2 separate regions of the Mus musculus genome follow, and region 1 is linked to region 2. A link is a loop called in an ENCODE intact Hi-C map of the cell type or tissue named here. Cell type or tissue: left cerebral cortex. All regions are shown on one strand. Each heading gives the region's core, and the rest is flanking DNA. Links, peaks and the distances in the headings are about the cores only.

What was found. Peaks named below come from ENCODE experiments on the same cell type or tissue, not always from the same donor. Only the 100,000 strongest peaks of a DNase experiment are listed, where the experiment ranks them.
Region 1: a loop joins it to region 2, with 4 times the contacts of the local background. A loop is called at or near these places in 11 of 42 quality-filtered maps.

The regions. Positions count from the first base shown.
Region 1 is chr2:154,577,547-154,592,971 of GRCm38, forward strand. Pxmp4 (peroxisomal membrane protein 4) reads right to left here. Exons shown (of 4, transcript NM_021534.3): 3 at 14,619-14,817; 4 at 9,498-10,546. The coding sequence ends at 10,283. It overlaps Gm39963 (a long non-coding RNA gene), which reads right to left and starts at 6,084. Exons shown (of 2, transcript XR_866872.1): 1 at 4,760-6,084; 2 at 4,264-4,460. In left cerebral cortex, for the core only: a CTCF peak has its summit at 9,073 (motif pointing left); DNase peaks (open chromatin) are centred at 6,565, 7,480, 7,796, 9,056 and 2 more places; H3K27ac peaks cover 897 bases.
Region 2 is chr2:154,409,340-154,424,764 of GRCm38, forward strand. It overlaps Gm39962 (a long non-coding RNA gene), which reads right to left and starts at 11,990. Exons shown (of 3, transcript XR_866871.2): 1 at 11,853-11,990; 2 at 10,642-10,872; 3 at 7,160-7,252. RefSeq lists a cis regulatory region at 10,065-15,425. In left cerebral cortex, for the core only: CTCF peaks have their summits at 5,154, 7,961 (motif pointing right) and 10,495; DNase peaks (open chromatin) are centred at 7,965, 10,626 and 11,995; H3K27ac peaks cover 235 bases.

The DNA.
Region 1 (15,425 bases), core at 4,618-12,617, 170 kb after region 2:
AAGAGGGCAAGGAGAGTGTGTTCCCATGACTCCCTGGGGAGCAATGACAATCAGGGCCAGCTGCGAAGCCTGGCATGCCAGGGGCCTGGTAGGCGGCTGTCCTCAGAAGGGCCGTGAAGGGCAGGAGAGGATAGAGAGAAACAGGGAGGGGTATGAGGTCCAGGCCTATCTCTTGGCTGCAAGCAAACCCTAAAGTAGAAAAAACATGGGGCTTACTCACTACACCTTCCTCTCTCACCCCTCCTAAGCCCTGGGTCACTGTGCCGCTCTCCGAGGACACCCCAGATTCGCCCACTCTTCCTTCACTACCTATGACTACCTAACCTTGGCCCAGCACACCCTGCACCACAGGGCTTCTTGCCCGCACTCTGAGCCTGTGCTGCGCTCCTCACAGGGGTAGAAAAGTCTTTCCCCAAAGGGAACTCACATCATCCTAGTGTTCCTTTGCTTAGGCCTGCCAAAGGCAGGTCTGTGACAAACCAGAGGACTGCAGGCAGCACCTGAGCCTTCACTCGGGTTAGGACGCATGGAGCTCCTAAAGATGTTAGGCTTGATGCAAGTGTCCAGGTGATGGCTAGATAGCCAGGCTTACCGGACCTTTGAAGCCATAGAAGGATGTTTGTTTGTTTTGTTTTGTTTTGGATTTTTGTTGTTGTTGAGATATAGTCTCATTATGTAGCCCAGGCTAGCCTCTGCCTCATGAATGTTGGGGTTACAAGTGTGTACCACCATGTCTGGGCTGTATTTTTCCCACTTTATGGATTGATTTGTTTTTTGAGATAGGGTCTTTTTACTGGCTTGCTCTGGTCTCAACTTTGTGATATTCCTGCCTCACCTTGAGTCCAGAATTTATATATATATACATATATGATATGACATATATTATATATATGATCTTATTTATCTGATTTTGAACTTGGAAGAAACCTACCTGCCTAAAGGTGTGGGTCACTGCCACCATGCCTGGGGATTCGTTTTCTCTTTAATTATGTGTATGTGTTGTTGGCTGACAGTGATATGTGCGTGATATGTGCGTGATATGTGCGTGTGAGTCCAGTGCCCACGGAAGTGAGAAGCCTCAGATGCCCTGGAGCTGGGGTTACGGTGTCTGTGAACCAACGGATGTGACTGCAGAGGAACTGAACTTGGGTCCTCTGTAAGAGCAATGTATGCTCCTCACAGCTGAGCTCTTTATTCCTGAGTCCTTGGATGGTAGATGTGTGTGACTGTAACCAGCTAGACTTTGTTAGTTAATGCAAAGTGGAAGAGAAGGAGAAAGAGGAGGAGGAGAAGGAAGAGGAGGGTATATTGTATTCAACTATAACCCAGCAACTGGGTAGCTGAATCAAGGATGTCTGAATCCAAGGCCAGCCTGGCCTAACTTAGTAAGTTTAAGATCAATCAGGTCTACATAGTGAGAGCTCATCTCAAAATACTAACCACAATGATAGTAAACTAAAACAATAGAAGGAACATATATCCCTAAGTCACCAAATGGCGAGTGACAATTTCTGTACCACTGAGCTACATCCCTGGCCCAAAAAGTGTTTTTTTGTTTGTTTGTTTGGTTGGTTGGTTTTTTTTTTGGGGGGGGGGGGTGTTGAGACAGGGTTTCTCTGTGTAGCCCTGGCTATCCTGGAACTCACTTTGTAGACCAGGCTGGCCTCGAACTCAAAAATCCGCCTGCCTCTGCCTCCCAAGTGCTGGGATTAAAGGCGTGTGCCACCACCGCCTGACCCAAAAAAGAATTTTTAAAAAACTTTTTGGTTTTGAGACAAGGTCTCTCTACAGAGTCCTGGAGCTTACTATGTAGGCCAGGCTGGCATTGAACTCATGCCTCCGGAGTGCTGAGATTAAAGGTGTGTGTCATCACACTGAGCCCCCCAAAACTATTTTATTTTTAATTTTGTTTGTCTGGTGGGGAAGATGTGCTCAGAGCATCTGATGTGGATGCTGGGACTAAACTCAAGACCTCTGCAAGAGCAGTTCAGGCTCTTGATCACTAACCAGCTTGGTTTTCATTTTTGTCTTTTGGTGGTTGTTTTTGTTTTGTTTTCGTGACGGTCTCATGTAGTCCAGACTGCCTGGCCATGTTTGTTGTTTTTTTTTTTTTCAACTTGACACAAACTAGAGCACCCAAGATGAGGAACATTAATTGAGAAAATGCCTCCATCAGACTGGCCTGTGGATGTAACCATTGGGCCCTTTATTTTAATGACTGACAACATGGGAGGGGCCAGTGCCATCCTTGGGCAGGCAGTATAAGGGTGGGTTGGTATAAGAACACAGACTGAGGGGCTGGTGAGATGGCTCAGCGGTTAAGAGTGCTGACTGCTCTTCCGAAGGTCCTGAGTTCAAATCCCAGCAACCACATGGTGGCTCACAACCACCCGGAACAAAATCTGATGCTCTCTTCTGGAGTGTCTGAAGACAGCTACAGTGTACTTACATATTATAAATAAATAAATTTAAAAAAAAAAAGAACACAGACTGAGCGAGCCAGAGGGAGCAAGCCAGGGGCATTCCTCCATGACTTCTCCTTCAGTTTCAGCGGTTCCTGCCCAGCTTCCTCAGTGACTGGGTGTGGCGTGAGTAGTTAGAAGATGAAATAAACACTCTCCTCCCCGAAATGCCTTTGGTCATGGTGTCTTAGCACCAGAACAGAAATCCAAGACACTGGCTCAGACTCACTGAGTGTAGCAGAAGATGATCTCGAACTCATGACCCACCTCCCTTTACCTCTTGAAGGCTGAAATTACACAGGGGACACAAATGACAGCTTTTCCAGGGCTGGGCATGTAGCTCAGTTGGTAGACTGCTTGGCTCAAAAGTAGGGCTCAAACCCCAGCACTGCGTGCGCTCAACACACAGAGGAGCTTACAGCCCTGCCTGCTGTGCTGGGCTCACTGCTTTAGCTAAGACATTGTTTGTGTTTTGGGGATATTTCATTAGATCTTAGGTTTTGCTATTTGGGGCTTTTAAAAGGGGGCTGTTTTGGAGTTTTTTGTTTTGTTTTTGAGACAGGCCTACTCTGTTGGTCCTGGCTCTATATACTTTATTGCATGGGTTTTGGAAACAACACTCTTGAGAGGGAACCATGGGCTCCCACAGATGCCAGAGGAATTCATGACATAACAAAGTCAGTCCAAAAGAAGTGTCTAAAGAGCTGATGTGGCCTGGCCCTACTCCTGAATCTCAGCTGACACCCAGCCCACAGGGAGACGGCCGGAAGAGCAAGGATCCTGGCATTCACGCCAGGACCTGTGTACAGTGCAGCCTACTTTCTAAGTCACGGCTTTCGCGGGCGTTCTTGAGCAGAGCTGGTGCAAAACACAGGCTCCCTGTACTTAGATTTCTCAAACCAACATTAGAAGAGAGCCCAGCTCTCCTTTGTCCTCTGCCAGGGTGGGACTGGCCTCGTCTGCCTCTGCTTAACATCAAACCCTTCGCTCTGAAATGCCCTTCAAGGCCGAGTAAGACATATTCCCTCTGAATCTGAAACAAGGCAAGGGAAGAGGGGCAAACACTTTTCCTTTTATAAATATGCTCTGGCTTCTCAAAGACAAGGCCGACCTTAAGTCACAGCTTGTCGTGACATGGCTTCATTCTGGGGGGGCAGAACCCAGTGTTCTGGTTTAGGCGAACGAAGGGTTCAAAGCCTGCTTCTTATAAACCGAATGCACTCACAGGGCAGTTAAAGGGAACAGGGTGGAGAGAGAGGCTGTTGCCAGGATCCTTTCTGGAGCATGGATGTGGAAGGCTTGAGTGGAGAGCATCATGGGCAGTTTCTCGGCATCTTAGTCTGCAAATCATTGCTCTCACATGGGCTTGCTTGACGATCTCTATTCTGGGCATGGAGAAGCAGAAAGGTCCCAAATTAACATCATCCTTTTCCTTCACTTTGAAGTCTGATTACTTAAGAAAAGACTTATTGTTGGCCGGTGTGTGTGTGTGTGTGTGTGTGTGTATACAGAATAAATGATTTTTTTTTTATGTATATGGGTATGTGAGAATATTATGTCTGCTTGTACCTCTGGCCACCATGTGCATGCAGTACCTGAGAGAGCCAGAAGAGGGTGTTGCATGCCCTGGAACTGAGGTAACAGCTGTGAGCTATCATGAGGGTGCTGAGAATCAACCTGGGTCCTCTGGAAGAGTAGCTAGTGCTGTCAACCACTGAGCCATCTCTCCAGCCCCTCAAAGGCTCACTTTATATAGAAAGTGACCCAAGCACACAGATGAGGAGCAATGTCAGAGTCAAGATAATGCAATATAAAGGTTTATTCGTAGACAAAGACAAGTGACTGTTCACAGAAGAGTGTAAAGCTCTGAAAGTGCTAGAAGCCAGGGGTGGAGCAAAGCCGGAAAGGGCTGACCCAGTCAGTTACGAGCGTTGTCCAGACTTGGGATCCGCAGTATCCATGTGAGACACCAGGTGCAGTAGTGTGTGTCTGTGATCCCTGCACAAGGACACAGAGACAGGGGATCCCTGGGGCTCACTGGCCAGCTGACCTAGTTGAATTCCTGAACTCCAGGTTCAGCGAGACTGAGAGATCTCAAAAATAAAGTGGAGAGCAACTGAGGTAGACACCTAATGTAGGTCTCTGACCTCCACACACTCACACACACACACACACACCCCAGACACACACGCATGTTTGCACGTGCGCATGCATGCACATGCAGAGTTGAGGGCACTCTTAGAGTGGGTGTCCCTGGCAAGGGGCTACTTATGACTGAGCTTAAGAAAGAGTCTTACTTTTCCCTTTGCTATAGGATTGTTGTACAGCTTGATGGTTTGATTTGTTTGAGAGACAGGGTCTCATTCTGTAGCCCCGCCTCGCCTGGAATTTCCTGTGCAGATCAGACTGATCGTCCAACTCATAGGCCAGCCTCTGACTCCCAAGTGCTGAAATGAAAGGAACAGACCACCTATGCTACTCTGTGTGTGTGTGTGTGTGTGTGTGTGTGTGTGTGTGTGTAGAGAGAGAGGGGGGGGGAGGAGGGAGGGGGGGATAAAGAATGAACTAGATCTCTCCTGCTGCCCCGGAAAGGTGAGAACTAGAGGAATGTATGGGAAGCCACCACCATGGCTAACTTAGTCTAGACACTGAATTGCAGGCCATCCTGGGCTATAGAGTGAGACTGTCTCTCTCTCTCTCTCTCTCACACACACACACACACACACACACACACACACACACACACGGGTTGTGGGGAAACCCAAGCATTGTGGGGCAAGTGGACCGTGCCCCTGGAAATCTCAGAATTGAGAACAGTAGGCGTGAGGGCAGCTCCCCACCAAACTACCTGATCTGATCTGGGACGTGTTATCATGACACCCCACTAAGAGGCCTGTGACAGTAGGTCTGCGAAGCACAGACACCTGCCGTTCTCCATGATAATGAGGTATCAGCATTCAGCCAATGAACTTCCCTTCCTGGGCACTCCTTCCTGAAAAAGGCATTTAATCCCTGGTTCACCCTGAGTAAGATGTATGCATTCTTATTCCCCCATCAAATAAAGCAGTTTGGCCAAGCAAGGACCCTCTCCTTCTTCAAAGATCTACAAGGCACGAGACCTTCATCCTAAAGAGCCAAGACTACATCTCCGGTAGAAGGCCTTCTCTCTTCTGGTCCCTCCATACTCTTGACATTCACTTGGAACCAAACTGGATTTCACCCCAGTCCTAGGCTCAGCCCTCCCCTTCCTGCATGGTGGGTAGAGGAGACACAGACCCCATTCCCAACTCCTCAAGTTCCCCAAGGTCTCTTGGGTACACAGGAGGCCAGGAACCACAGTGTCTGTCCTAGACCCCACTGTTTCTTATCCGGGAAACATGGGATGGGACTCTTATCACGGACTGTGTTCTGCCTCTCCTGAGCAGCTTGCCAGCGACAAAGCAAGGTACCCACATTTATAGTCCTAGCATTCAGGAAGTGGAAGCAGGAGGATCAGGAATTCAATGCCAGCCTCAGCTGCATGCTGGGTTTAAGGCTAACCTGGGGCTACATGATATCCTGTCCTTCTGTTTGTTTGGTTTTAGGTTTTTGAGACAAGATTTTTCTGTGTAGCACAGGCTGTCCTGGAACTTGCTCTGTAGACCAGGCTGGCCTTGAATTCACAGAGATCCATCTGCCTCTGCCTCCGAGTGCTAGGATATAAGGTGTGCGCCACCACTGCTGGGCATGCCCTGTCTTAAAACAAACAATAACAAAACAAACAAAAAACAACAAAAAAACCAAAATCAAGACCCCCCCCCCACAGGAAGAAAGTTAACTAAACAATATAATATTTTAACTTTTTCAGTAATTGTAGATTAATCCACTCTGCTGTTTAAGGAAGGCGAATGGCAATAGCTCCTCTCCATGTGCCAATGGCCCTTTGGCAATCCCTACACACAGATCATAGAAAATGGAGGCTCAGCAAGGAAGGAGTGAAGCTGGGCTCCTCCCAAAGCCGTTGAAGACAGGCTCTGTTCCTCTCTGTGGGGACCACCCCGCCTTCCTCCCTGGAGTGTGCAGTTGGAGGCACCAGATGCTCTGGCAAGATCCAGAGAGATACCATCTGCGAGGGAAACCTATTCTTAGAGAGCAGAGTCAGTAAGTGGTGGAGCAGGCCACCCCCAGCAGTGGAGGAGGGATATCAGGGCAGGAGTCCAAGGCTGACTGGGGAGAAGGGCCGGCTAAACACAGGGCACACTTATTTCTTACAACCAGCTTCCTCCTGTATTTGTTCTATTGGAAATAAGAGCAATGTCTTATTGAATGCTCACTTTACATGCGTCACTTAATCATTCCAGACACCACGAGGCGCATGTCATCACAACACCCCTTTTACAGATGAGGCACAGATGGCTAAGCCACTTCATCCGTCAGGGCTCCAACCTGAGCATGCTGGCTCCAAAGCCCTTACCCCTTGCAACTGTCTATACTGCCTCTTAGTGTATTGACTAGTAGCCAATTTTAGTTTGGGTTTTTCTCCAATAATAAAGCCCAAGACAAGGGTTTGTGTGCAAGTGACGCACTGTCCCAGCAGATGCAATGGATGTGGCGTTGAAGGAGATAGTTTCCACCATGGGCACCTGGAGTCCAGCCCTGCTTGGAGCTCTAGCAAGCAGCACGCAGAGTGTATGGAGGGTTATCTCTTCTGAGGGCTGGGAGCTGCCTGTGATGATATTTCTTAGTGCTGGCCTAATGCTGCTCAAGGGGCATATTAATCTCTAAAACTTCACACCTGCCGCAGAGTGGTAAATCAGGCACCAGGAGTGGGATCCCTCAGGCGGGGGTGGGGGGGTGGGGGTGGGGACACCGGAGTGGCGACTGGAGAAGCCAGGTATGAAGAGAAGAGAGGATGGCAGGGCTCCCCATCATCTAGACTAGACCTGCCTGGCAATGGCCGTCTCCTGACGGGCTCCAGCGCTGGTTCATCTTCCAGTTCCAGCAGAGAAAGCAGCTCTTCCAAACGATCTGCTCTGAACTCGCAGGGAACGGCCGTGGCTGAGAGCACTGGGGAGTCAGAGAGAGCCTCTGCTGCCCTGCAGCTCTGTGACTGGTCAGTGACCTGGGACAACTGCCATTCACCACCCCCTCAGCAAGCTGGCGGGGCTCCTAGAACAGTACCCACAGCTTGGGAAACTTATAAGACATACCTTGGACCAGCTCCAGACCCCCTGGGTCAGAATTTGCATTGTATTCATTCATTCATTCATCCACTCATTCATTCATGTGTTCATGAGATAGGGTCTCAGTCGTCCAGGCTTCCAACTTGCTTTGTAGCAGAAAATGACGTTGAGCTCCCTTCCTCTTGCCCCCACCTCCCAGGTGCTGTGAATATGGGCGTTTGTCTCCATGCCAGCCCAGAATCCGCACAGTGATGAGCACTCCAGCGACTCGAGTAGACTTCTACTGGTCATTTCAGTCACATAAAAAGACAGGAGGAGAGGGCACGGTGGAAGGAATGCACTGCACCAAACCAAGTGCCTCAAATCGGTAGCCTCCGGACCAGGCTTTTCTGAGAGCTGTTTTGTTCCTTCAGATGAATGGTTTTTAAAAATTCTGCCTGGCACACAATTCTCCAGTCCACTGTGCCCCATTCCCCCCCGTGCCATAGCACCCCAAGCACTTTCCATTTATGCCACCAAGAGCTCCTGTGAGCATCTGGGTTGGTGTCAAATGTCAGATGCTATAATCAACGACTGCAAAGCACGGCTAAGGTTTTCTAGGTTTAATGCGGGGCACTGAAGGAAACACGGGCTTCAAAGTCAGGCAGGCTGTTCAAATCATCCTGAGACCACATACCTGGAAAACATGGATCAGCGTGCATCCTTGCAAGGTTACTAGGGATTAAAGACAATCATATGCAAAGCAGTCAGGAGGAAGGAGAAACTCGCTATGCTGAAGTCACTGGTATAGTGGCTCTCAGGTGCTGCCAAGTGTCCAGGGTGGGCATCGGGTTAGCAGGGCTGGAGGTGCTGAGAGTTGGAGAGCCTTCCCCGGGGATGCATCACAGAGTGGGGGCAGGGCTCAGACTGTGTCTTTAGTTCCAGATTTTCAGTGTCCTCCGGAACCTTCTGTGAGGATAACCGTGTGACCTGGTGCACGCAGAACACACTGGCAGTGTTGAGGACATACTTCAAGAAAGGCTGTTACCAATCTTTTATATTAACATATGTAGCAATGGCACAGTTTGGGAAATATTGAGTTAAAATATACACGATTAAAGGTCTGAGGCTGGAGAAATGGCTTAGTGGTGAAAGGCACTTAGTTCACCAGGCAGTCCACGTCTTTAATCCCAACACTGGGAGGCAGAGGCAGTCTGAGTTCGAGGCCAGCCTGGTCTACAGAGTTAATTCCAGGACAGCCAGGGCTACACAGAGAGACCCTGTCTGGGGAAAAAAAAAAAAAAAAAACCTCAAACAATCATACAACAACAACAACAACAACAACAACAACAACAAACTTAAGTGCTCTTGCAGACGACCAAGACCAAGCTTCATTTCCCACATAGTGGCTCACAACACCCATACCCTCAGTTCCAAGGAACTCAGCGCCCTCTGCTGACTTCTGCTGGTACCACACACACGCATGGTACACAGATGTACATGCAGGCAAAATATATGATTAAGATTAATTTTACATGTTCTTTAATGTTTTATTATATTTTCATTTATTTATTGTATATGTGCGTGTGTGTGTGTGTGTGTGTGTGTGTGTGCACGTGTGCATGCACACATGCCAAGGCACACATGTGGGGGCAGAGGACAACTTGCAGGAGCTGGTTCTCTTCTTCCACCATGTCACCATGTAGAACACAGGGATCAAACTCAGGTCGCCAGGCTTGGCTGCAACCATCTTGACTCACTGAGCCATCTCCTTGGACGCCCACCCCCGCCTTTTTTTGAGACAGAGGTTGTTTGTTTGTTTGTTTTTTAATGTATCGCAGCCTGGCCTGGAGCTCACAACCCTACTGCCACAGCCTTTTTTTTTTTTTTTTTTGGTTTTCCGAGACAGGGTTTCTCTGTGTAGCCCTGGCTGTCCTGGAACTCACTCTGTAGACCAGGTTGGCCTCGAACTCAGAAATCTGCCTGCCTCTGCCTCCCGAGTGCTGGGATTAAAGGCGTGCGCCACCACTGCCCGGCCACAGCCTTCTTAATGCATCTCAAAAAATGTGGACACTTGAAGTTTTATTCTCAGTGCTGGTGATAGGATCCTGCGTCTCATACAAGCTTGACACGTGCTGTGCACGTGACTCATCTAGTGCTCCTATTTGACAGTAGGGCTCCAGAACTTCTCAGCAGAATAATTTAGACAAAGAATTTAGTTTTTTTTTCCCCTTTCAAAGTGTTTGTAACCTATTGCCCACTAGCAAGGAGCCCTCTGATATACAGTAGAGGGGAAGGGCCATCATATCCACCAGGAAGACACTCTCCTCGGAGGGTCCTCCCCTGAAGTGAATGACCTGAAGCTGAGAGGGGGTGAGTTTGCCCTGGCCTTACAGAAGTCGGAAGAGCATCTGGAATCAAGCCACAGACTCCTTAATGGGACCCAGCCACTTGCTACAGTACTCAAAAGTACTGGTAAGTGGAAAACTCAGTACTTTTACTTCAGCAAATGGGAGCCTGGGTTAATACAAGTTGGAGTGTGAGGATTATGACTTTGAGAAGGCAGGCTCCTCCACGAGGGTATGCCAACAGAACCATACCCTGAGCAGCTGCCTGGAAGGTGGGCTGCTGCCTGGAAGCTGTCTGGGCGGAGGAGTTCCTGAAGCACCTTGGACTGTGTTACTTGGAGGGGTGGCTCTTGTTGAAGATGAGGAAGTCTGAGAGGTCGTGCCACACGTTGCTGTCCTCGTAGAGGTAGGTCATGGAGGACTGTAGGGAGGGCTGCAGAGTGGGCCGGTGGTACTCAAAAAGCCACAGCACGAGCCCCCAAATCACCGCAGTGTGCAAGGGGAACGGGTCCCACTTGAGCGCAGGGATATAGCCCTTCTCCACACCCAGGCGGCACAAGGCGTACAGGACGCGTGAGGTCAGGTACATGTTGATCTGCAGGGAGGGAAATGCTCAGGGTTACTCGTCAGCACAGCCTCTGGGGACCTTCACCTGCCCACCCGACCACAAGCACTGGACATCCACCGCGCACTGGCTCTGTGACTTTCAAAGTTAACATGCAAGATGATTGATGTGGCATGGCTCAGACATCTTAATATTTCCCTTTCTTTCTTTTTTCTTTTCTTTTCTTTTCTTTTCTTTTTTCTTTTTTGGTTTTTCAAGACAGGATTTCTCTGTGTAGCCCTGGCTGTCCTGGAACTCACTCTGTAGACCAGGCTGGCCTTGGAGATCTTATAGATCCTCCTGCCTTTGCCTCTCAAGTACTGAGATTAAAGGGGAGCACCAATACACCTGGCTCCCTTATTAGAAGTTTTTAAAAATGAATTATATGCAGTTCAAAAATAAAATAAAATAAAATAAAAAGAGCCCCCAAGAAGAAAAAATAACATTTCGGATTTCCTTGAAATTCCATTTCTTTTTTCTTTGTGAAGCCAGCTGAGTGTATGGAATAAATTCCAGGCCAACAGGGGCTACATGCCAAGACCTTATCTCAGAGAAAGAAAAGTTACAGATGAGAGACATCCACAACGCATATCTGCAAGGCATCAGCACGTAGCCGGTCTGAAAAAAGTCTGCAGAGCTCGAAATAGTCTAACTGGAAAATGAGCAAAAGACATGAAAGTTTCATCAAAGAGGTTATACTGGTGGCAAGAAAATGATAACGAGGAGATGCCATCAGGGGAAGGCAGAGTCAGGACACAGTGAGATGCACTGTCACAATGGCTGAGATAGGGCCAGTGAGATGGTCTAGGGGGTGAGGGCGCTGGCAATAAGAGCCTGACAAGCTGGATTTGATCCCAGAGCCAACAGTGGGATCCCAGAACCAACTTCCAAGAGTTGTCCCTTGATCTCCACACATACACCATAGCAGGAGCATGCCTGCACTTATAATCATAGCACACGGACAGACAGACAGACATGCACACATGCACGCACACAAATAAAAATGTTAAAACATGGGTAAAATAGACTATGCAACTAACCAAATGTTAGCTGGGATGTGGAGAAAGTAGCCGAGCCATTCCTAGCTCCCTGGTGAGAATGATAATCCCTCTGGAAAACAGCTTGGCAGAGGGTTGTTGGGGTTTTTCTTTTTCTTTCTTGGCAGGTTGTTAAAACCAAGCGTGCATATACCACACAACCCACAATTACACTCTTGGGCTTTTATCCCAGAAAAACTAAAACTTATGTTGATAAAAGAATCTATACAAGAGTGTTCTTCTCAGCTCTACTTATAATATTCCAAAGCTAGAAACTGCCCAAATGTCCTTCAGCAAATGATTAAAAAAACAACAACCCCGTGGTACTCCTATACTGCTTAGGAATGAAAAGGAATAAATTAAGCCAGGCCGCCTGGCCATGGCTATAACTCCAGAGCCCTGGAGGCTCAGGGAGAACTCAGGACTCAAGGCCATCTTGGGCTACAGAGCAAGATGCTGTAAGAAAACTGAGATAGCTGGTTGGGGGGGACACTGCCAACAGTCCAAATGCTGTACGCTGAGTTTGAGAACAGCCTGGGTAACATGAGACCTTGTCTCAAAAAATAAAAGGGCCTGGAGAGATGGCTCCGAAATTGGGAGCAGTGCTGTTCTTACAGAGGACCCAGGTTCAGTTCCCAGCACTCACATGGTGGCTCACTACTTTGTGTAACTCCTGTTCCAGGGCATCCAACACCCATTTTTGGCTTCCCAGGTACCAGACATATATATGGTGCACACACACACATATGCAGGCAAACACTCCAAAACATTAAAAAAAAATTTGTTTTTAAAAAAGAAGGAGCCAGGTGGTGGTAGAGCATGCCTTTAAGTCCCTGCACTCAGGAGGCAGAGGCAGGCTGATCTCTGAGTTTGAGGCCAGCCTGGTCTTCATAGTTCCAGGACAGCCAGGTCTAAAGAGAAACCCTATTTTGAAAATCCTTTAAAAAAAAAAAAATCTGGGGCTGGAGAGATGGCTCAGCGGTTAAGAGCACTGGCTGTTCTTCCAGAAGACCCATGTTCATGTCACAGCGTCCACACAGCAGCTCTCAAGCATCTGTAACTCCAGTTCCAGGAGATCCAATGCCCTCTTCTGGCCTCCATGGATACCAGGTACACATATGGTACACAAACACACATGTAGGCAAAACACCCATATATAAAAAGGACCTCAGAAAACTTCCTTACAAAATGAAAATGGCTGGGCAGTGGTGGCGCATGCCTTTAATCCCAGCACTTGGGTGACAAAGGGAGGCGGGTTTCTGAGTTTGAGGCCAGCCTGGTCTCCAAAGTGAGTTCCAGGACAGCCAGGGCTACACAGAGAAACCCTGTCTCAAAAAACAAAACAAAACAAAATGAAAATGCTTCCACAACCTGACACATGTACCAACTGCCACAGTGTATGATGGCCCAAGGCCAGTCCTCTTCCCATCTCCATGCAATGGGCATGGCCCTGGCGCGAGCATGGGCAGCAGCGACTGGCTCTGTCAGCAGCCTGAGGTACAGGGATGGGGAAGAGGACCTTTCTTTTGCATCCATTTTCTGATTTGATCACAATGTCTCTGAGCACCTGGGAGCAAGCCAGGCAGAGTCTGTCCTTTTATCAGATACTGGTCATCCACACTGTCTTTCCTATGTGACCTGGGCACATTTTTCTTCCTGAAGAATCAGTCTATTTCATCTCAGCTACCAAGTTTGCAAAAATAGAATAGTGATCCATGGTATTCAAGAGCTTTAAAAAATTTATATTTCATTTCTTATTATTTTATTTTAGGGGGTGCAGGATGAGTTTCCCATTAGATCAAAGGAAAACCTTCAGGAGGTGGTTCTACTTCATGTGAGTCCCAGGAATCAAATTAAGTTGTCAGATTTAATGGCAGGCAACTTTACCTGCTGAAGCACCTCACAAGCCACACAGAGAGACCCTGTCTCAAAACCAAAGAAACAAACAAGCTCTTCCTGTCCTGGAACTTACTACGTAGAACAGGCTGGCCTCTAACTCACACAGATCCTCCTGCCTTTGCCTTCTGAGTGCTGACACTCCTCAAGGTCTTTGAATGTACACAAGACATTAAACATAACCTGTGTCATTTCTAGTATGACAAAGTCTTTGTAGGTGACCCTGGATAGAGGCTTAGTGATTTGATTCATCTTTGCAGAGAACCAGCTTTTCTCTTTTGATTTCCCATTTTCAATTTCACTGAGTTCTGCTTGTTTGTTTTAAGATGCAGCCCAGGCTGGCTTCAAATCAGGGCATTAGTCTCTCAGTGTACTGCCACATCCAGGTCAAAGTATATTTAAGAAAAAAAAAATTAGGCTGGAGAGATGACTCAGCACTTGCTGTTTTTGCAGAGGACAGAGTTCGATTCCCAGCACCCACATAGGGCAGCGGCACACAACTCCAGCTCGAGATAACACCCTCTTCTGGCCTCTATGCACACCCACACACAGGTACACACCCTACACAGAGGCACACACATAAATAATAAAGTCTGTATACCATCCAGGTGATACATATCTGTAATCTCAGAACCTGGAACAATGGAAGACCATCAGGAGTTCAATCCAAGCCTCAGCTACATAGCAAACTCAAGGCCTGCCTGAAAAAGATGAAACCTGTCCCAACCACCACCACCACCACCACCACCACCACCAAGAAGATCGTTGCCCCAAAGAGCAGCAGACACATTGATGTGGGGAACCCTTGGATTCCAGCTGTGGTTTGGTTTACAAATAGGGAAAACTGTGCAGGGTGGTACTGACACATGCTTTTAAAGCCAGAACACAGGAGAAAAAGGCAAGTAGGTCTCTACGATTTCAAGGCCAGCCTGGTCTACAGAGTAAGGTGTACAAGGGTATACAGGGAAACCCTGTCCCAAAAAACACCCCCCCCCCTCGCCGTGGGCAAATTCAGGGACAAATGACACAGACACAAGGCCACATGGGAACTGGAGATTCTTAAGACCTTAAACACAGATGCCAACCAAAAGATACCCCACTGGCCCCATCCATCTCCGGAAAGCCTTTACCTGGCTATTAATGTTATTGTTCTCTCCAAACAGCAGGAGCCCCCCGATGAAGGCAGCCAGGAAAGAGTGCATCTGGTGGGTCTCGCCTTGCACATGGGACTGTAGGGCATGGAGACTCTTATAGGCAAACACAAAGCAGGCTAGGTTCCGAGAGTGGATGTACGTGGCTTTCAGAATGGCCTGAAGCTTCTCTCTGAGACTGCACAAACAGAAAGCCCCCATGAGTGCAGGCCCAGCTGGTCCAGGCAGGTTTCTCGGATGTACACACAGATCTGAACTAGGCCAGGGTGCTCCAGGTCCTCAGGGCATAGATAGCTCTCTCTGCAGACTGGAGTCACTCCCTGACACCTCGAGTTAGTGAGTACCTGCCCTTCCCCTTCCTCACCTGTCCTGCATGGCTCTCAGCACCACTTAGCATGTGTAAGCTGCTTTATGAAGCTCTCCTGTCCTCAGTATAAGACCCTGCAGAGCAGAGTCCAGATTCTGTTTGTTTGTCTTAAGGGCACAGAACTGAATCTGGCACACAGTAGGTGCTCAACAAATGGAAGAGGTAAGTGAACAAATGAGCACCTACTACGAGCAGGATCTGCAGATTGAATCCTGAGAAAGGACTTGACAACAGGCTGTCTTGGAATCTGCTGGGCAGGAAGGAATCGGTGAGAAGAGCATCCTGCTTTCTAGGCAGAAGACTCAGTACACAAAGGCCCCAAGGACAGACACAGAGGATGGGAGCGAAGCAACGGAGAGAGGCCAGTGTGGTATGAACAGGGGCTGGGTGTGGAGAAGGGGGAGTGAGGTCAGCCAACT
Region 2 (15,425 bases), core at 4,841-12,840:
CTCACATCCCTCCTACTCCCTTGCCCTGCATGCATAGCAACAGGAGATAATTTCACTCTTCACTCACGGAGCACTTATCGAACTAAGCAAGATGCCATCCATTTGCAATCACAGCATTCTGGAGACTGAGGCAGAAGGATCATGATTAATTCTAGACGAACTATAGTTCATAGCAAGTTCCAGGTTATACTTTTTAAATTATTTTAATTTCTTTGTGGATTGATGTTTTGCCTTTATGCGTATCTGTGCTCCACATATAGTCCTCGAGGGCCAGAAGAGGACACCAGATTCCAGAAACAAGAGTTAAAAATAGTTTTGAGCTGCTATATGTATGCTTGGAATTGAACTCCAGACTTTAAGTTAAATATTGAAGGACAAGCTAGGCCTACTAAGGAAGATCTGTAATCTCAGATACTCAGAAAGGCTGAAGCAGAGAATCACAAATTCAAGGCCAGCCTGGGCAACTGAGTGAGACCCTGTTTTAAATTTTTAAAATACAGCAACAGGTGGTAGCGGTGGTACACACCTTTGATCCCAGCACTCAGAGGGCAGAGGCAGGTAAATCTATAAGATTGAGGCCAGCATGGTTTACAGAGTGAGCTCCAGGACAGCTGGGGCTACACAGAGAAAGAGAGAGAGAGAGAGAGAGAGAGAGAGAGAGAGAGAGAGAGAGAGAGAGAGAGAGAGAATCACCAGGAACTGAGGCCCTTTCCCAAGACCAATTCTAGAATTAGATCCTTAAAAGTCCCCCCACGTATTGTCCTGCTTAATGAAGCCCAGACAGACTTTCTGGGAAGAAACCTTAGTAGAGAGCTCCTCCCCTAGGGAATGTTCTCTGTGGACAGAACTGAGGAAAGGGGAAGTGGGCAAGTAGGTGTCTGTATACCAAGCAGCTAGCAGAGAAGGAGAAAAGTGTAGAAACAGAAAAGTATGTGTCCTGTGCGTGTGTGTGCATGCGTGTGTGTGTGTGTGCGTGTGCGTGTGTGTGTGTGGTGTGTCCATGATCACACAGCATCAGTGATGCCAATTATCTGCTTCCCTGCCCTGCCAGCTACCTCATCAATGTGTAGTCAGAGGAATGCTCTACTCTCCCACTTAGTCAGCTGTAGCCAGAAATTGACCATACACAGGAACACACACACACACACACACACACACACATGCCTGGCTACCTACCAAACCCCTGGGCAAAGCTCCCAGAGAAAACTGGTTCACTCCAAAGAGATAGGAGGGGAGCTGGGAAAAGAAAAACCACAAGGGAACTGCCAGCCAGAGAACCCTACTGGCTCACGCTATGTGTGCAAGTCTGAAGTCCTGGTCTTACAGTGAGTTTCCTCTGCACAGGCTCCAGGACATGGAGCAGGAGTTCCTGTGCTCCCAGCACTCATGATGAGGAGCGACATGACTGAGTACATCACCCAGTAAGTGCTTTCTATGGTCAACACTCAGGAGGCTGAGGTGGAATTTCCAAGTTTAAGGTCATTCTACATACCAATTGTCTCAAAGTAAAACAGCAAAACAGTAAGCCTGGGTCCCTCTTTGTGGGCTTGGTCAGTGGAAATGGCTATTAAGTAGAATGTATTATCTCTTGTTGCTGAGACCGATGATCATGGGATAGAGACACAGCTGTCCCAGGCTCTACAGAGGGGTTTAGTCAGGTTACATGGCACGCAAGAGGCAGAAAGCCGGGCATGGTGGCGCACACCTTTAATCCCAGTACTTGGGAGGCAGAGGCAGGAGGGTTTCTGAGTTCGAGGCTAGCCTGGTCTACAAAGTGAGTTCCAGGACAGCCAGGGCTACACAGAGAAACCCTGCCTCGAACCCCCACCCAAAAAAAAAGAAAAAGAAAAAAGAAAGAGGTAGAGGCAGAAGGATCAGGAGTTAGAGAGCAGCCTGGACTCCATGAAACTCTAGCTCAGAAAGAGAGACAGACAGACAGACTAGACAGACAGAGAGAGGAACAGGGATTTGATAAAATTGCTCGGCAGTAAAGGCACATATGTCTAAGCCAAACGACCCACCAGGTAGGAGAGTACTAACTTTCAAAAGTTGTCCTCTGATCTCCACAAGCATTCCATAGCCCACTCATGTACACAGACAGACAGACAGACAGAAAGACAGAGTTCAAGGTAAGCTAGTTTGCTTAAGATCAGGTGAAATCAATTGGCTCTGGTAACATACGAAGGCTTGGCTTTCTAAATGTCAGGATTTAGGATGCTAACATTCCTTTACACTAAATTCTTTTTTTTTTTTTTTTCTCAAGACAGGATTTCTCTGTGTAGCCCTGGCTGTCCTGTAACTCTGTAGACTAGGCTGGCCTCGAACTCAGAAATCCACCTGCCTCTGCCTCCCAAGTGCTGGGATTAAAGGCATGCACCACCACGCCTGGCTACACTAAATTCTTAGGTCTATGGTTCAAATTCTTTAACGTGTAAGAAGTCTGAATCAAGCAAATTGCTAGAGTAGCCCAGGAAAAGGGCTAAAGGCTTTGGAACCCACAATACGCTGATTCAATGAAGCTCGGTAACTCATCTTTATAATCACAACACTCAAGAGTGGACTGCTACACATTTGAAGCAAGCCTAGGTTACATAGTAATGTTTGGTTTTATATTTTGGGATAAGGTTTCTTTGTTATGTAGCTCTGACTGTCCTGGAACCCACTCTGTAGACCAGGCTGGCCTCAAATTTAGAAAGATTGGCCTACCTCTGCCTCTGAAATACAAGGATTAAAGGCATGTGCCACAACTCCAGGCGTGTAAGGGCCTGCTTATTAACAAATAAAAGCAAACAAACAGAAAGTGAGCAGTTAAGATTGTTCACTGGCTGGAGAGGCTGTGTACAGACCTGATGACTGAGTTCAATCCACCAAATTCCACAAGGTGGCAGAAGAGAACCAACTTCTGAAAATTGTGTAGCATTCACACAGGTAGGCTTCACACAATATATATATATATTTTTAATACAGTTTTCAAAAAAGAAAAGAGAGGTGGCAAGATGGCTCAGAGGGTAAAGGAATTTGCTATACAATCTTTGCGCCCTGAGTTCTATTCCCCAGAACCCATGTGAAGGTGGAAAGGGAACTAATTCCAGAGTTGTCCTCTGACCTCCACATATGCCATGGTGCATACTCCCATACACTCATAACATGCAGAGCATGCAAAGCATGCACGCATGCATTCCTGTGCTCAAGTGCAAATACATACACATACAGTAATGTATTTTTCTTTAAGGATGCGCCTGAACACTGGCCATTCTTCCAGAAGGCCTCGGTTCCCAGAACTCGCGAGACTGGCTAACAACTCTCCAGTACCAGGAAATCCAGCACCCTGTTCTGGCTTCTGTAAGCACCAGGAATGCATGTGGTGCTGTGGTGCAAATATATCTGCAGGCAAAAGCAAATAAATAAACGAATGAATAAATAAATAAATAAAATTAAGAAATCTCAAAAAAAAAAAAAAAGATTAAAAAAGGATAGCAACACTTGGGAGGCAGAGGGAGGCAGGATAGAGCTTTATGACTTTAAGGGCAGCTTGAGTTTCAAGCCAGCAAAGGCTACATAGTAAGACTGTCTCAATAAACAAATAAATAAAAATTAAAAAAGGAAAAGGGGGGAAATGCAAGGGAAGGGAAGGAGAGGAGAGGAGAGGAGAGGAGAGGAGAGGAGAGGAGAGGAGAGGAGAGGAAAGGAGATGGGATGTGGTGAAGAAGTCCTACACTACCAGCACTGGAGGGGAAAGAAGGAAGATCAGGAAATCAAGGCCATGGTGTACATAATGAGTTGACAGTCAGTATAGAATACAAGAGACCCTTTCTCCAAATATAAAAATGATACCAGGTGTTGTAACTCCTACTTTTTTTTTTTTTTTTTTTATTACATGTAAGTACACTGTAGCTGTCTTCAGACACTTCAGAAGAGGGAGTCAGATCTCATTACAGGTGGTTGTGAGCCACCATGTGGTTGCTGGGATTTGAACTTCAAACCTTTGGAAGAGCAGTTGGGTGCTCTTACCCACTGAGCCATCTCACCAGCCCAACTCCTACTTTTATTCCCAGAATTCTGTGAGTTGGAAGCCAATCTAATCTACATAATGAATCCCAGGCTAGCCAAAGACTCACAGTGAAATGCTGTCTCAAACAACAACAAAGACAAACAAAAAAGCCAGGCAGTGGTGGTGCAAGCCTTTGATTCCAGCAAAGGACCAAGTGCAGGCATGGCATTTCCTACTCTCTGCTCATTTTTTTAATTCTTTATTTTTATTTTATGTGCATTTTGCCTGCATCCATATCTGTCAGATCTCCAGAAACTACAGTTATAGACAGTTTTGAGTTCCCATGTGAGGGCAGGGAATTGAACCAGGATCTTAGCAGCTTTCTCTTAACCACGGAGCCATCTCTCCATCCCCTGAGAGTTCTCTAAATAATTGTGCTGCCTGTTACATGCCCACTGGAGGTGAGACAACAGCATGGAAATGGGCTTTTCTATTTCTGTTTTTGTTTTGTTTGTTTTATTTGAGTTAGTGTCTCATAAAGCCAGGCTGCCCTGAACTCACTACGGAGCCAACAGTGGTTTTGAACTTCTCATCTTCCTAATTCTACCTCCCCATCTAAGATTGCGGATGTACGGCACCAACCAGGCCCAGCCCTTGACTTTTGGCCTCTATGAGCACTGCATGATCACAGTGCACAGACATTCAAGTAAACACTCATACACATCAAAATTAAAATCTCAAAAATAAATAAATAAATAAATAAATAAATAAATAAATAAATAAAAAGATGCTTCTGCCTAATGTGATAACAGACACCTTTATTCCCAGCAACCAGGGGCAGAGGCAAACAAATCTCTATGAGTTCCAGTCCAGCTAGAGTGAGGGGAAAAAAATGTTCCTTATGTATATAGAATATTGGTAAGGCCATCCAAGAACTTATAGGATCTTACGGAAAAAGGTAGGATGGCTTAGTGGGTAAAGGCACCTGCCATCAAACTTGATGACATGAGGTTCATCCGGAAGACCCACATGGCAGGAGAGAACCTGCCCCTACAGGTTGTTTCCATACAGGAACTACCACATCATGCATGTGACACATATGATACACACATGCATACATAAATAAAAATATAATTTAAAAAATGTGTGTTGGGGGCTGGCGAGATGGCTCAGCGGGTAAGAGCACTGACTGTTCTTCCAAAGGTCCTGAGTTCAAATCCCAGCAACCACATGGTGGCTCACAGCCATCCGTAATGAGATCTGACGCCCTCTTCTGGTGTGTCTGAAGACAGCTACAGTGTCTTACATATGATAAATAAATAAATCTTTAAAAAAATTATTTAAAAAAAAAGTGTGTTGGACAAACAGTCAGTGTCCATGTGAAAAAGGAGACAAGAAGAATGAATGAGGGAGAAGTCCTAGAACTTTTGGTAGCAGAAGAAAAAGCAGGCATTCTTCATGATGTCCATAATACATGAGAAATGTTTTTGGTTATTAGCCAATAAGCCTTCCAAGAACCAAACACTTATTAAGTATCATCAGTGAATACTCTGGCACTCTTGCCTTCTACTGCAGATGATTAGACTGGCCGGAAGAGGTCAATACTCCATGACTCCCAAGGATCTGACTGGGCGTTGTAGCTCCGTATCCACCCCTCTGTGACAGTGAGGAGTCATATACAGCACATGTTAGCTGGGCGTGAGGCAGAGCAGGCAGATCTCTGTGAGTTCAAAACCAGTCTGGTCTACAGTCTAGTGAGTTTTAGGACAGCCAGGGCTGTTACAGAGAAAGTCTGTTTCAAACAAAGTAAAACATAACAAATTAAGTTGTAAAGGAGACATTTGGGAGACATTTGATCCCAGAACGGAATCAGTGGGAATAGAAGTGGAACAGAGAGAGGAGTGGAGAGAAGATATGATCAAAATACTTATATGCATATATGAAAATGTCAGGGCTGGAGAGATGGCTCAGTGGTTAAGAGCACCGACTGCTCTTCCGAAGGTCCTGAGTTCAAATCCCAGCAACCACATGGTGGCTCACAACCACCCATAATGAGATCTGACGCCCTCTCCTGGTGCATCTGAAGACAGCTACAGTGTACTCACATATAATAAAATAAAATAAATAAATCTTTTAATAAAAAAAAAAAAAAAAAAAAGAAAATGTCATAGTTTTAAATCTAGCATCATGCACAATTAATATATGCTATTATGAAAACCATTTAAGAGGGGCTGGAGAGGGCTGGTGAGATGGCTCAGCGGGTAAGAGCACTGACTGCTCTTCCAAAGGTCCTGAGTTCAAATCCCAGCAACCACATGGTGGCTTACAACCACCCATAATGAGATCTGACACCCTCTTCTGTGCGTCTGAAGACAACTACAGTGAACTTATAAATAATAATAAACAAATCTTAAAAAATAAAATAAAATTTCACTCCCAAAAAAAAAAAAAAAAAAAAGAGGGGCTGGAGAGATGGCTCAGTGGTTAGAGTATTGGCTGCTCTTCCTAGAGGTCATGAGTTTAATTTCCAGCAGCCATATGGTGGCTCACAACCATCTATAATGGGATCTGATGCCCTCTTCTGGTGTGTCTGAAGATAGTGACAGTGTACCCATATACTTAAATTATATAAATAAAAATAAAATTTAAAAATCTTAAAAAAAAAAAAAGAAGAAGAGAAAAGAAAACCATTTCAGACAACTGTGATGGCATAGGCCTTTAATCCCAATACTCGGGGGGCAGAGGAGGGCCAGACTGGTCTACATAGCGAGTTCCAGGCCACCAGAGCTAAGTAGTGAGACCCAGTCTCAGAAATAGCTGAGAGAAATCTGGAGGGATGGTTGAGCAGTCAAGACTGCTTGCTTCTCTTGCAGAGGACCAAGGTTGGGTTCCTAGCACCTACATGGCAGCTCATAACCATCTGTAACTACAATTCCCAGAGACAAATGCCCTCTTTTGACCTCCATGGGCACCAGGCAAGTACTTAGAGTACATGCATGCAGTCAGCCACCATGCCTGGCTAATAACACATTTCCATAATCTTAGCATTTGGGAGGAGAAAGTAAGAGAATCAGGAATTCAAGTCCAGCATTGGCAACAAGGCCAGCCTGGGCTGGGCTACATGATACCCAGCCTCAAAAAAAAAAAAAAAAAAAAAAAAAAGCCAGGCATGGTGGGATGTCTTTAATGCCAGCACTTGGGAGGCAGAGGCAGGAAGATGACCACAGGTTTTGAAACTAACAAAGGTTTCGCCTTGAGATCCTGTATCAAAAGAAAAAGAAAATAGATAAACCAATTAATTATGTACGTTAATATAGGATATAATTACATAAGTTTAATTAATCAAAGGGAGCTCAAAATCACCTCAGCATCGTTATAGAAAGCATACCAGAATGAATTTACAACACGCTGAGCCGTGGTGGCGCACACCTGTAATCCCAGCACTTGGGAGCAGAGGCAGGCAGATTTCTGAGTTCGAGGCCAGCCTGGTCTACAGAGTGAGTTCCAGGGCACCCAGGGCTACACAGAGAAACCCTGTCTTGAAAAAAAAATTATAACATGTAATCTGTTTTAACATAATGGACTGTGTAATGCTTTTACCTGTGTTTACAGATTCTGTCAAGGACATACATGTTTACATAATGAAGCAGAGGAGGTCTGCCAAGGCAAAGAATCTACCTTTTATGATAGAGTCAATAGAAGCCAGAAAGGTGTTCATCATTCAGGTTCCTGGTCTAAGCAATACTTCAACAAGCCTTATCCCTGCAGCCCAGAAGCAGGCACTGGAAAAAGGCCCTGTTTAGGGCTCCAGACAGACTAATGCTTAATTCAGGATGCAAAGATTCTGCCTTCAAGGTCCACATCCCAAAACACCAGCTGGGCAGGACAGCCTGAGTTCCTGGGGAATCAGTGCCATCCTTATCCTTTTTCTTTCAAATTAAAACTTTTGTCTTGGAGTGGAGGGAATACCAGCAGGGGGCAGCAGACAGTCGGGGAGTGCCTAGTGCAGGGTCCTGGCCTGGTTTAGAACAATTCCCTTTGAAAACAAGGGAATAAGTAACAAAAGTAGAAAAGGAGTGGGCTTCTCCTTTCTTCTTTTTCTCCTTCCTCTCTTCCATGTCTCCCTCACCCTGTTCTCCCGCTTTATCTTTCGTTTCTTTCACAAAGGATCTACCAGCATAGCCTCAAACTGAAAAATCTTCCCTCCTTAGCTGTCCAAGTTCAGGAATCACAAGCCAAGACATCTCCCTTGTTGTGTTTTGTTTTGTTTTGTTTTGTTTTTGCTTTGCTTTTGTTTTTGTTTTTTGGGTTTTTTTGTTTGTTTTAGATTTATTTTATTTATATGCGTACACTGTAGCTGTCTTCAGATACACCAGAAGAGGGTATTGGATCCCATTAGAGATGGCTCTAAGCCGGCATGTGGTTGCTGGGAATTGAACTCAAGACCTCTGGAAGAGCAACCAGTGCTCTTAACAGCTGAGCCATTTCTCTAGCCCTCTCCCTCTTTTTTTTTTTGTTTGTTTGTTTGTTTGTTTGTTTGTTTTTTGGAGACAGAGTTTCTTCTTATAACTCTGGCTGTTCTGGAACTCCCTCCAGGCAGACTTTGAGATCCATTTGTTCAAAAACAGTTTGAGTATTAGATTCCATTATAGATGGTTGTGAATCACCTTGTAGTTGCTTAGATTTGAACTCAGGATCTTCAGGATCTATTGAAAGAGCAGTCAGTGTTCTTAACCACTGAGCCATCTTTCCAGCCCTTGAGATCCCCCTATAAGGGCAGGGTCAGGGGTGATAGCACCTGGACCCAAGAGTGAGGAACTTGGGGCCCAAGGTAGCCCGTGGGGTAGATAAGAGCAAGATTGTATCCTGTGGAAGGGCGGTCAGAACAGGTGTTTAGGAGGTTGGCGAAGCAGGGTTTCAAGTTCAGCACAAGTTGGAAAGTGTGGTTTGTGGACGCACTAAGCTTGGGAAACAGAAAGGTATCCTTGTAAGGTATGGAGACCTAACAATGGCTCCTGGTGTGGTTTCAAGGTAGGTCCGTCGGTGCAGTGCTCCTTTAGCATGCGTGGAGCCCTGAGGTCAACCCCCAGAACATACAAAAATAAATAGTAAACTAAGTGCGGTGGTAAGAGGATCTGGGCCAATCTCAGCTACAAAGCCTGTTAAAGGTGAACACGGGCTACATGAAACCCTGCTTTTAAAAAACAGAAACAAAACAAGGGGCTGTGACAGAGCTTAGTTAATGGAGTACTTGCTTAGCATGTAGGAACACCTGGGTTTAATGCTCCCACGTAAACTAGGTGAAGCAGCACAGGCCTGTAGTCCCAGCAGTTGGGTAGTGCAGCAGGACCCGAAGTTCAAGGTCATTCTCAGCTACACAGTAAGTAGGAAGCCAGCCCTAGATACACCAGACCCTACCTCGACAAAGTATATAATAATAGTAATATCTCATTCAAATTTCTGCTACTGGCTTGAGGACCGCTTTATTGAGATTAATACTGTTATTACTATGTTTGAAGAACTAGTCATTTTATTCAGCAAGAAATTTTTTTCTTTCTTTTTGGTTTTTGGAGACAGTGTAGTCCTGGTTCAGCAAGAATTTATTTATTTGTTTTTTTGTTTGTTTGTTTTTTTTCATGTGAGTACACTGTTGCTGTCTTCAGATACACCGGATGAGGGTATCAGATCCCATTACAGATGGTTGTGAGCCACCACGTGGTTGCTGGGATTTGAACTCAGGACCTCTGGAAGAGCAGCCAGTGCTCTTAACCGCTGAGCCACCTTTCCAGCCCTCAGTAAGAATTTTAAACATCTTTTAAAAATACAACTTATTTTTCTTTTCTGTGCATTAGTATTTTGCCTGCATGTATATCCATGTGAAGGTAGGTGTCAGGTTCTCTGGAACTGGCGTTACAGATAGCTGTGAGCTGCCATGTGGTTGCTGGGAATTGAACCTGGGTCCTCTGGAAGAGCAGCAAGTGCTCGGAAGCACTGAGCCGTCTCTCCAGCCCCACTTTATGCCAGCATGCAGGAGCCAGAGGCAGGTGGATCTCTAGGAATCTGAGGCCAGCTTAGTCTATATCGCCAATTCTAGGCCAGCCAAAGCTCGATAGGGAGGCCGTGTCTCAGAAATGGGGGAAGAGGGGGCTGGTGAGATGGCTTAGTGGGTAGAGATGGCTTAGAGCACTGACTGCTCCTCTTCATTTTGAAGGTCCTGAGTTCAGGTTCTGGCAACCACATGGTGGCTCACAACCATTCCTAGTGAGATCTGATGCCCTCTTCTGGTGTGTCTAAAGATGGCTACACTGTACTTACATGTAATAAAACAATCAATCTTAAAAAAAAAAGAAAGAAAGAAAGAAATGGGGGAAGAGGGGAATGAGGGGAGCAAAGGGCCAACTCTTTGGCTCCAGAATTTTCCTTTCTGCTTTTCACCACCCAAAGTCAGGGATTTCCTAAAAGCCTGCCCCTAGTTACACACACAGCTCCCCCTTTCTGTGGTTCTCCTCACATCCACACCGCTCGCACTCAGGCTTCCGCCAGAGCAACTCTTTTTCTTTTCCTCGCAGATGTTTCACACGGCCTCTTTTTCACTCAGAAATTCCCTCAAAAGCATTCACTGGTAATTTTTCCAAAATCACAGTAATTACCTCATTACTTTGATATTAATAGACTTCACTTGGCACCAGGGAGCCAATTGAAAGCGCTGGGCCCTGGGTGAGGGGCGGAGAGGGACTCTGCAGGGCAACTCTTCATGAGTGCTGGCCTCCCCACAGGCCTTGCTGCCTCCCTCCCAAGTTAGTCTTCATCTTTGCTCCCACATGTTCTGATTGAAATGAAGAGGATTTTGGAGCCATAGGCTCCTTAGAGATGGCAGATGCCTAAACAGGGAAAGGAAAGATGAAAAAGAAATAGTGGAGTCTAAACCATGTACTCTCAAGAGGCCTAGAGTCTCACAGCAAAGGCAAGGAGGATCCTGGAAGGCAGCCCAGGGCTTCCGGCTACCCTAGGCAGCTTCCCCTCCACCCCCTTCTCTCAGCTATGCCCCAAGGCAGGACTGAATTGGAAATCTTTTTTTTTTTTTTTTGGAAATCTTTTTGGAGCTCAGCCTGAAGGGTATCTCCCCAGGCCCTTTATTGGTTCCCGTACAGCTCTGTTATTCAGTGGGGTCTATATATCACCTGGTCAATAATTTATTTACTCCTCACTACATTCTTACATTATTATCTTTTAATAATATGTGGGCTTTGTATTTCAAAATGCTTCTTGAATAAAACGAGGCCACTGCTGTCATTTAACCCACTTTACAGATGAGAAAATTGAGTCAAGGCAAGAACACAAGATTGTAACTGAGGAGTTCTAAGGATTCTGGGCCTGAACCTACCAGCTACAGGTGCCCTAGGATTTCTCTCTCCACCTGGAGGTTTCTCACCTCTAGACCTGCAAGTTCTTCCTAGCTATAGGAAAACGGTGGATTTAACCTGCATGTATTGAGGGCTTCTACATGCTACCTCACATTAGGTCACCTCCCCCTGAGACTATGCTCTGAGACCTCAGGCGACCTGTCCAAGTGTGCACTCGGCAGCCAGTGTGGAGTCACTAGACTCCCAGGCTTATTCTCTTCACCTTAAGACTCTTCTACAAGCATCTCCCTCTCGAGGCCAGCCATCCAGAACAATTCCTGAGACCACTGAAGAAGGCCCACTGAAGGTCAGTTTAGTGACTGGGTTTGCCCAGTTGCAGTGTGCTAGGAGGACCAACAATTGCACCTGACCCTCTGCTGCCTTTCCCCCTTCACTGCATTTGAATCAGCAACCGGTTGAGACCATCTGGCTGGCCACACTTTCTTGGCCACACTTACCCACTCTCTGATTGACAGATAAGTTTCCAAATCCAAGGCTCTCCAGGAACACTTCCTGGGACGCTTCCTCCATAAATGGAATGGGAAGAGGGATAGTCTCAACAGAAAGCCAGGACCGAGAGTGATTGGGCAGCCGGGGAGACTTGACTGGCTGAGCTAGGAGATGGGAGGGGGGCAGCATAGAGGATCCTTTGTTAGGCCAGAAGCTACAAAGCTGCCCCATCCCCACCATCTGGCTCCTGCTCTAGCCCAGTGATGCATGATGGGGAATATTGGGGGTTGGGGGGGGGGATGTGTGCTAGGGGCTACCCACCTGCTCTGCCTCCTGGGATAAGCTGATCCAAGACCTCCCAGGCCCATCTGGTCAACACATCCCCAGGCCCTGACCACCCCTGGGACTCCTTTAGACAGACTGAAATTGGCCGGGAGTGTGGCCAGCCTGTCAGGGTCACAGGTCACTGTTAATCTGCCAGAACAAGAGAGGACAGGCAGGTGGGCAGGCAGGCGGTGTGGGCAAGGCCCTGGGAGTTCCTGCTGTCTTCTCTAGTGATCACAGAGGGAGGGTTTCCCCTTCTGGGAGGCAGGGAAGAGGTTATTGGACTCCAGGGAAATTGCTCATTCTCACACCTACCTAGCTGTTCTAATTCCAGATGGGAACCCTGGAAACTCTCCCTAAATATGCTCAGAGCATCACTGCAGTGATGTCTGAGACAAATACTGGGGGAAATCTAAGTGCCCATCAACAGGAACTGGGTTCATCGAAAGACTGAGACCATCTTCAATGTTACCCAACTTCTGAGCTGAGAGCTGAGGTCTCTCTGTCAACTGACTCCCTGAGAGTCTCTTGTCTGGAAAAACAATACTGTAAACCAACAGATCACCTACTGATTGCTCAGGGAGTTGCTGCAAACCAATTTCTTTGGGCAAACAATTTGTTCAACTTGGCCAATACCTTTTTTTTTTGGTCAGACCACAGATTAATTTCAATATTTTTCGAGCATCGTCTCAGAATCCTGACCTGTCTATGCATGGGCTTACGCTCAGGATTCCACCTGGACTCAGGCTTGTGACACCCAGCTCTCTCCTTTGCAGCTCAGCATGCAGACTAAGGCTCCAGCATAAAGCCCTTCTCCCTTTTAAGCCCTTCTCCCTTTTAAGCTCCTTCTGGACCTGAGCATGTGTGGAATCCTCCATTCTGTGGATGAGTCGCTCAACATGAAATTAATTTACATGTGAGTCACAATGCCTCATGCTATCATGAAAAACAACTTCATCTGGGACTCGAGCCACTCTGTACAACTGCAGTGTATTAGGAGGAGCAACAGTTGCACCTGCCCTTTCTCATTTCTTCCCTGGAAACTGGGGAAATTTCTCAGACTATTCCTAGGTTGTTTGGGAAATGAAAGTGTTGTTCCCCCATTGGAAACAAGATGTATTTTCATCTATCATCTTCCTCTCTCTCTCTCTCTCTCTCTCTCTTTCTAGTTGGTTTTTTGAGACAGGGTATCTCTATATAACCCCAGCTATCCTGTTGACCAGGCTGTCCTTGAACTCACTGAGTCCTACCTAAATCTGCCTACCAAATGCTGGGATTAAAAGCATGGGACACTACACATGGTAACATTTATGATTTTTTTCAAAAAGCCACTTTTCAGGTGTTTACCAATCCTATTATATCACAAACTTTGGTCAGTCCCTATCGGTTTTCTGCTGGAAGATTGGCCAAGGAACTGACTCCGCAATTAAGATGCATGCTTGTCTTGTAAAGGACCCAGGTTCTACCAGCAGCATCTACATGTTGAATCAAAACTGCCTAAATCTAGTTCCAGGGAATCAGACATCTTTTCCTGGATTCCATGGGTACAAGACACAAGCAATCCATTCAGGCAAACATTCATACAAAAACATAAGGGGAAAAAAAAACGGAATGGCCAGGTGTGGTGGTGGCACACGCCTTTAATTCCAGCACTCCGGAGGCAGAGGCTGGCAGATTTCTGAGTTCGAGGCCAGCCTGGTCTACAAAGTGAGTTCCAGGACAGCCAGGGCTATACAGAGAAACCCTGTCTTGAAAAAAAATAAAAAACTAACCAACCAACCAAACAAACAAACAAACAAAAGGAATTGTGTACACACCTGTAATCCTAGCATTTGAGAGAAAGAGGCTCTAGAGAATCAGGAGTTTATGGCCAACCTCAACTACATAGTGAATTCAAGGACAACCTGGATTGCATGAGGCTCATCTCGTAAAAGAAAAAAATAAACCAGGTATAGTGGCTTACATCAGTAATCCTAGCACTGGGAAGAACTGGAAGAGAAGGATTGCTGAGACACTAGCTAGGGAGGGTTACACTAGAAGAATCCTGTTTAAAAACAACATCAAAGCTCATCAGATCCTCTTACTTCATAAGTATTCTTCTTTGTAGCCTTTTGAGGCATTTCTGAGACTCAAGAACCTGTAGGGGCTAAAACTTCTGACCCAATTCAGTGTGTTACTGAGCGATACCACCCCTCATTCTATTTTAAATTAACTTCTTTGTGAGACATTGTCGAATGTGACCTAGACCTTGATCTCAGCTGTAGTCAGGGATGACCCTGAACTTCTGATCCTTTCCTCACAACTACTTCTGGTTGGTTTGGTTTTTTTTTTAAGATTTATTTAATTACTTTATGTATGTGAGTACACTGTTGCTGTCTTCAGACACACCAGAAGAGGGCATCAGATTTTATTATGGGTGGTTGTGAACCACCATGTGGTTGCTGGGAATTGAATTCAGGACCTCCAGAAAAGCAGTCAGTGCTCTTAACCCCTGAGCCACCTCTCCAGCCCTCAAAGTTTTATCATTTAAAATTTCACAACTAGAGAATGTTCTAGTTTAGAGAATTGTCTCGATTAGAAATTTATGGCACTGGAGAGAAACTGATTGATTAATATTCCACCACCACAGGTTTTTTATTACTGAAGCTCTCATGGCTTGAGAGCTCTATCAATTTGAATTTAATGGCATCTCAGTGTTTCAGCAGTGCAGCCTTCTCCACCAACGTGACTTGGATCTCTTGCTCTAGCACCTTCCCTGGAAGGCCTTCCCTAAGCTATTTCTGTCTACCTGACATCTGCTTTAATTTTCTCCATCGTGTTGATAAACACTTAAAAATATAACACATGTATTCCTTACTGTCTCCCTTACTACAATGCAGGAAGCCACTGGGATAGAAACTTATTTTTGAATTTGTTTTTTTGGGGACTGTATGTCATGTAAGTCAGTGAGATGGCCTTTAACTGATTACTCTGCCTCTCTCACCTTTTGCTTGTTTTTTTCGAGACAGGGTTTCTCTGTGTAGCCCTGGCTGTTCTAGAACTCTCTCTGTACACCAGGCTGGCCTGAAACTCAGAGATCTGCCTGCCTCTGTGTCCCAAGTGCTGGGATTAAAGGAGTGTGCCACCAATCAGTTACTCTACCTACCTGTGTTCCCACTATGTCCAGTTTATTTGGTGGTGAATTGGTACCCAGGGCTAACTGGAAGCATCTCCTCTATCTAGATGCCCAATGTTACCATTACCTTCTCCAGAAAGCA